Linked DNA regions of Homo sapiens: region 2 is linked to region 1. The links are chromatin loops, found by intact Hi-C in ENCODE. Cell type or tissue: B cell. All regions are shown on one strand. Each heading gives the region's core, and the rest is flanking DNA. Links, peaks and the distances in the headings are about the cores only.

Region 1 (2,913 bases), core at 139-2,638:
TACATAAGGTCTGTACTAGTGCACTAAGGCAAATGTGTGCTCATTCATTCATTCATTCAACAACCATTTACCGGGCACCTGCTCCAAGCCAGTACCACACTAGGCGGCAGGGGTCTGTCGCCAAGAAGACACAGGGTCTGCCCGCTGTCTGTGGACTATTTCATCAGATCAAGGACACGTGTATGTGTTTTTATCCTCCATGCTGTCTCTTGGTGGCCTTTTTGGTTCAGACCCTTTTGATAATATGATTGAAGCTATGGACACCCCCCCAAAAATGGCACTTAGGTCTATGTAGAATTTCGAAGGGTCTCAAACTCCCAGAGCCTATCCACTCATCTCTTGAAAGTGTTTTCCTAATTTCCCTGGTGATAACAGCCACCTGTAGTTCTCATCCAACATACAGCCTTGCAGGCCGCTCCCTGGAGGGTCTAATTCATGGGGCCTGGGATGGGCCCAGGAATTTTTATTCTCAACAGGGCCCCCAGATGATTCTTATCATTGATGGACTTTGGGCTATTCACCCCCAGGAGACATGGATTCCAGGAGAAAACCCACTGGTTTGGACTGTGAACTTTCTTTTCTACGGTTTGGAGGTCACTCCCAGAGCAGGACAGGGTGTTGTGTGCAAAGGGGTCCAATTTATTATCCATGGAGGAAAATTAGGATAAAAGCTGGGAGCTGGGCTGGGCACGGTGGCTCACACCTGTAATCCCAGCATTTTGGGAGGCTGAGGCAAGAGGATCACCTGAGGCCAGGAACTCAAGACTAGTGTGGACAACATAGCAAGACCCTATCTCTAAAATTTGAAAAAGGCCGGGCACGGTGGCTCATGCCTGTAATCCCAGCACTTTGGGAGGCTAAGGTGGGCAGATCACAAGGTCAGGAGTTCGAGACCAGGCTGGCCAACATGGTGAAACCCTATCTCTACTAAAAATACAATAATTAGCTGAGCGTGGTATGCGCCTGTAATCCCAGCTACTCAGGAGGCTGAGGCAGTAGAATTGCTTAAACCCAGGAGGCGGAGGTTGCAGTGAGCTGAGATCACACCACTGCACTCCAGCTTGGGTGACAGAGTAAGCCTCCGTCTCAAAAAAAAAAAAAAAAAGAGTAAAAATAAATAAATAAAAGAAATTTTTTTTAAGTTGGGAGCTGTTTTCTTTTTGATGAGTTAGTAATTTAGTAGGAACCCAGTGGGACATGTGTCTGTGGTCACAGCTGCTGTCTTAACTGCTTGTTTGGTATAAAAACTTTGTATTATAACTTAATGGTTCCCGTGTCTATGTCTCTTAGCAGCAGGGACTGTGTCTTGTGCTGTATACCCCCTCCTGACACATCGCAGATGTGTATGACCACCAGGGGGCCCTGCCATTCAGGAGTTTCTTTTATAAACACATGATGTGCACATTGTACAAATTTAGGCTGATAATAGGGACATTTCCAGTTTTATTAGCCTTTGGTTTTTGCTTTCAGCTTTTCTTCACAGTATTAACACTCTGTGGACTTGGGATTTTTTTTTTTTTTTTAAGACAGAGTCTTGCTTTTGTTGCCCAGGCTAGAGTACAGCGGCACGGTCTTGGCTCACTGCAACCTCTGCCTCCCGGGTTCAAGCAATTCTCCTGCCTCAGCCTCCCGAGTAGCTGGGACTACAGGCGCCCACCACCACGCCCAACTAATTTTTGTATTTTTAGTAGAGACGGGGCTTCACCATGTTGGCCAGGTTGGCCTCGAACTCCTGACCTTGTGATCTGCCCGCCTCGGCCTCCTAAAGTGCTGGGATTACAGGCGTGAGCCACTGTGCCAGGCCCTGGACTTGGGATTTTTAAGTCCCCCAGTAGAGGAGAAAGATGGCAAATATATAGCATATATGCTGTCACCCTGCACAATCACTCCTTGCAGACATTAACAATCCATCATAGGGTTTTATTGCCAAGCCTAGATTCAGTTTCAGAATCCTTTTCTCTTTTTGGAGACAGAGTCTTGCTCTGTTGCCCAGACTGGAGTGCAGTGGCGCAATCACAGCTCACTGCAGCCTTGACCTCCTGGGCTCAAGCAATCCTCCTGCTTCAGTCTCATGTGTAGCTGGACCACAGGTGTGTGCCACCATGCCTGGCTAATTTTTTGATTTTTTTCTTTTTTTTGAGATAGAGTCTTGCTCTGTCACCTGGGCTGGAGCACAGTGGTGTGATCTCGGCTCACTGGAATCTCTGCCTCCTGGGTTCAAGCTGGGACTACAGGTGCACACCACCACACTCAGCTATTTTTAAAAAATATTTTTAGTAGAGCCAGGGTTTCACTATGTTAGCCAGGCTGGTCTCAAACTCCTGGGCTCAAGTGATTCTCCTGCCTCAGCCTCCCAAAGTGTTGGGATTACTGTTAGCCATTGCATCCAGCCCAGAATTCTTCCTTTTTTTTTTTCTTAAAAAAAAAAAAATGTCTTGCTATGTTGCCCAGGCTAGAGTGCAGTGGCTATTAATAGGAGCAATCATAGCCTCAAACTCCTGGGTTCAAGCAAACTTCCCACCTCAGCCTCCTGAGTAACTGGGACTACAGGTGTGCAGCACCATGCCTGGCTAGACTCTTTCTTGACATTACATTTTAGGCAGCTACTAGCAGTTGACTGCAGGAGCCTCTGCAATGAAACCTACAAATTGCTGGTTTCTAGGCCTGGCAGGGTATTAACAGCTCCCCAACTCCCTATAGTGTCTACCGTGAGAGACAGGGTCACAAGTTTGACCTGGAGTATCACTCATAGGCCACCGTTATGGGGAGAGGAAGCTCTATGTACATTCAGCTTTGAAGGGTAAAGTTGGTGGGATTTCGGTGGAAACCATGGGGCAGCCAAGTACCAGAGTGGGATTGTGGGACCCAAGGGGCCTCATTCCACCTACCCGGATATGAGGGCCTCTCAGAGGA
Region 2 (2,913 bases), core at 110-2,609, 330 kb after region 1:
TGAGCTGAGATTGTGCCACTGCACTCCAGCCTGGCGACAGAGCGAGACTCCATCTCAAAAAAAAAAAGTATTGGAGATAGGTTTTATATTTAGATTTATATAACCGGTTATATGAATATATTTAAACACTGGAGAAATTCCTTCACTGTCTCAGAACCAAGCAAGATGCACCATATTTTGTGTTGATTTGCCTCTTAAAGGAAAGGGCTGAAGGTAAAGTAGCAATGTGTACTTTATATTTTTGACCTTAACTCTGCCAATCTAAGTAGAATTCCCTGTATCTGTAATGGTTTCTTTTAGGCTGAGAATGGTGGCTCACACTGATAGTCCCAGAAATTTGTAAGGCCCAGGTGGGAGGGTCACTTGAGCCTAAGAGTTCAAGACCAGCCTGGGCAACATAGGGAGACCCTGCTTCCACAGATAATAAAAAAATTAGCTGGGTGTGGTGGCGCATGCCTGTGGCCCCAGTTGCTCGGAAGGCTGAGGCAGGATTGCCTGAGCCCGGGAAGTCAAGGCTGCAGTGAGCTGTGATTGCACCACTGCACTCCAGCCTGGATGACCCTGTCTCAAAAAATAGACAAAATAAAAATAAAATAAAATCCCTTTTACTTATTGAAAGAGATTCTGGTGTGATTTATGTGTAATAGCAAATAAAGAATATTTAACACTTATTTATTTATTTTTTTTGAGACAGATTCTTGCTCTGTCGCCCAGGCTGGAGTGCAATGGCATGATCTCAGCTTACTGTAACCTCCACCTCCTGAGTTCAAGCAATTCTCCTACCTCAGCCTCCTGAGTAGCTGGGATTATAGGCACCTGCCACCGTGCCCGGTTAATTTTTGTACTTTTAGTAGAGACGGGGTTTCACCATTTTGGCCAGCCTGGTCTCGAACGCCTGGCCTTAGGTGATCCACCCGCCTTGGCCTCCCAAAGTGCTGGGATTACAGGTGTGAGCCACCGCGCCCGGCCAATTTAACACTTTTTAAAAAAGTAATCTATACATTTGCAGCTTTTAAATAAAATCAGGCCAGGCGTGGTGGCTCATGTCTGTAATCCCACCACTTTGGCAGGCCGAGGCAGGCAGATAATCTGAGGTCAGTAGTTCGAGACCAGCCTGGCCAACATGGAGAAACCCCATCTCTACTAAAAATACAAAAATTAGCCGGGCGTGGTGGCGCATGCCTGTAATCCCAGCTACTGGGGAGGCTGAGGCAGGAGAATCGCTTGAACCCGGGAGGCAGAGGTTGCAGTGAGCCGAGATCGCGCCAGTGCACTTCAGCCTGGGTGATAAGAGTGAAACTCTGTTTCAAAAACAAAAACAAAAACAAAAAACAAAAACCCTCCCTGTGAAGAATAGTTGAACATTCTTGGTAGACCTTTAGAGAGGGCCAATGTCAACCATCGCCTTCTTCATTGCCTCTCTCTCCCCAGAGACTCATGAGACCATATTCGTCTCCTGACGAATAGGCACATTTCCCTCCGGGAGGTACCGAGAGCCTCCCAGCGACCCACTACAATGCAGGAAGGACTTGAACGCCCCTGTTAAGTGCAGGTATGAGCTAGGAAGCGGAGAGGAGCTATGGTGCCACCTAGTGGTAATGTTTAGAATTTTCCCAGGCATGAACTTGGATTAGCAGGGAGCCATCATCATGGTCATAACTACCATTTACTGAGCAACCACTCTGTGCCTGGTACTTTCCATGTATCATCCCACTTAATACCTTAAGCCAAAAAAAATCAGGCATCATTAAAATGGTCAGAACACAGCCTGGCATCTCACAGGTGCACAATATGTGTTTTTTGACTGAATGAGGAGGCTGAGTAACTCGCCCAAGGTCTCATTGTAAGTGGTAGTGTCAGAATCAAACTCAGGTCTGTTTGGCTCCAGACCTGCATATCTTAACCAGTCTACTTCAATCTTCCCTGAGTAAACAGTCTACACAGAGAAAGGGGGAAATAGTCGTGAAGTGACTCTTCCCTGAGTAAAGAGTCTACACAGAGAAAGGGGGAGACAGTCGTGAAGAGACATTATGGTGATTGGAGAGATCACAGAATCTCAGAGGTCACGTTACATACATAGGAACATCTAGGCACTGGAAGGAAAGGAACCTGCCAGAGCCACCTAGTTCTGTAGTGGCAGGCCCGGGACGAGGATCCAGGACTCCACTGATGACCCCAGTCCACCCGAAATGTGTGGTCAGATCCCAAAAGGAATCATCAACAAGGATTTGCAAATCCCCAGAAATTTATTGTGAGATGGATTAGAAGAGACACCTATTTCTCCAGAATGGCCTGAGTACTGTTCCTTATGCTTTGATAGCAGAAAGGAGGGCAAGAAAACAGTGCTTGCAGGATTAGGGAGAGTGGAAAGAGGAAGGGGAAGAGGAGAAACACACACATAACGGTTTATCTGAATGATGGGTAAAAGAAAGGGGTCTTAGATCATGGGTTGGCAAACATTTTCTGTAAAGGCCCAGAATGTAAATAATTTAGACTTTATAGGTCATGCTGTCTCCTTCGCAGCCTTCAATCCTGCCATAGCATACAGTAGCCATAGATAATACATAAACAAATGGGCACGGCTGTGTTCAAATAAAACCTTATTTACAAAACCAGGCAGTGGACTGGATATGGCCCACAGGTCATAGTTTGCCAACCCCATCTTAAGGATTGTGTCTAATAATCCAAACATACTTTTTTTTTTTTTTTTTGAGGCAGGGTCTGACTCTGTCACCCAGGCTGGAGTGCAATGGCACGATCTTGGCTCACTGCATCCTCTGCCTCCCAGGTTCAAGCAATTCTCCCCCACCTCAGCCTCCAGAGTAGCTGGGACAAAAGGCATGTGCTACCACACCCAGCTAATTTTGTGTTTTTTGTAGAGATGGGGTTTCGCCATGTTGGCCAGGCTGGTCT

What was found. Hi-C counts contacts between places; a loop is a spot of excess contacts. Peaks named below come from ENCODE experiments on the same cell type or tissue, not always from the same donor. Only the 100,000 strongest peaks of a DNase experiment are listed, where the experiment ranks them.
Region 2: a loop joins it to region 1, with 13 times the contacts of the local background. A loop is called at or near these places in 49 of 110 quality-filtered maps.

What each region holds. Positions count from the first base shown.
Region 1 is chr15:90,069,872-90,072,784 of GRCh38, reverse strand. The region is part of intron 2 of ZNF710 (zinc finger protein 710); the gene reads right to left. Among named protein-coding and RNA genes, the nearest start is that of ZNF710-AS1, 11 kb to the left of the region's middle. In B cell, for the core only: a CTCF peak has its summit at 1,350 (motif pointing right); a DNase peak (open chromatin) is centred at 1,354.
Region 2 is chr15:89,738,914-89,741,826 of GRCh38, reverse strand. The region is part of intron 16 of WDR93 (WD repeat domain 93); the gene reads right to left. It also overlaps a transcript of MESP1 not described here. Among named protein-coding and RNA genes, the nearest start is that of MESP1, 11 kb to the left of the region's middle. In B cell, for the core only: CTCF peaks have their summits at 1,392 and 1,598 (motif pointing left); a DNase peak (open chromatin) is centred at 1,586.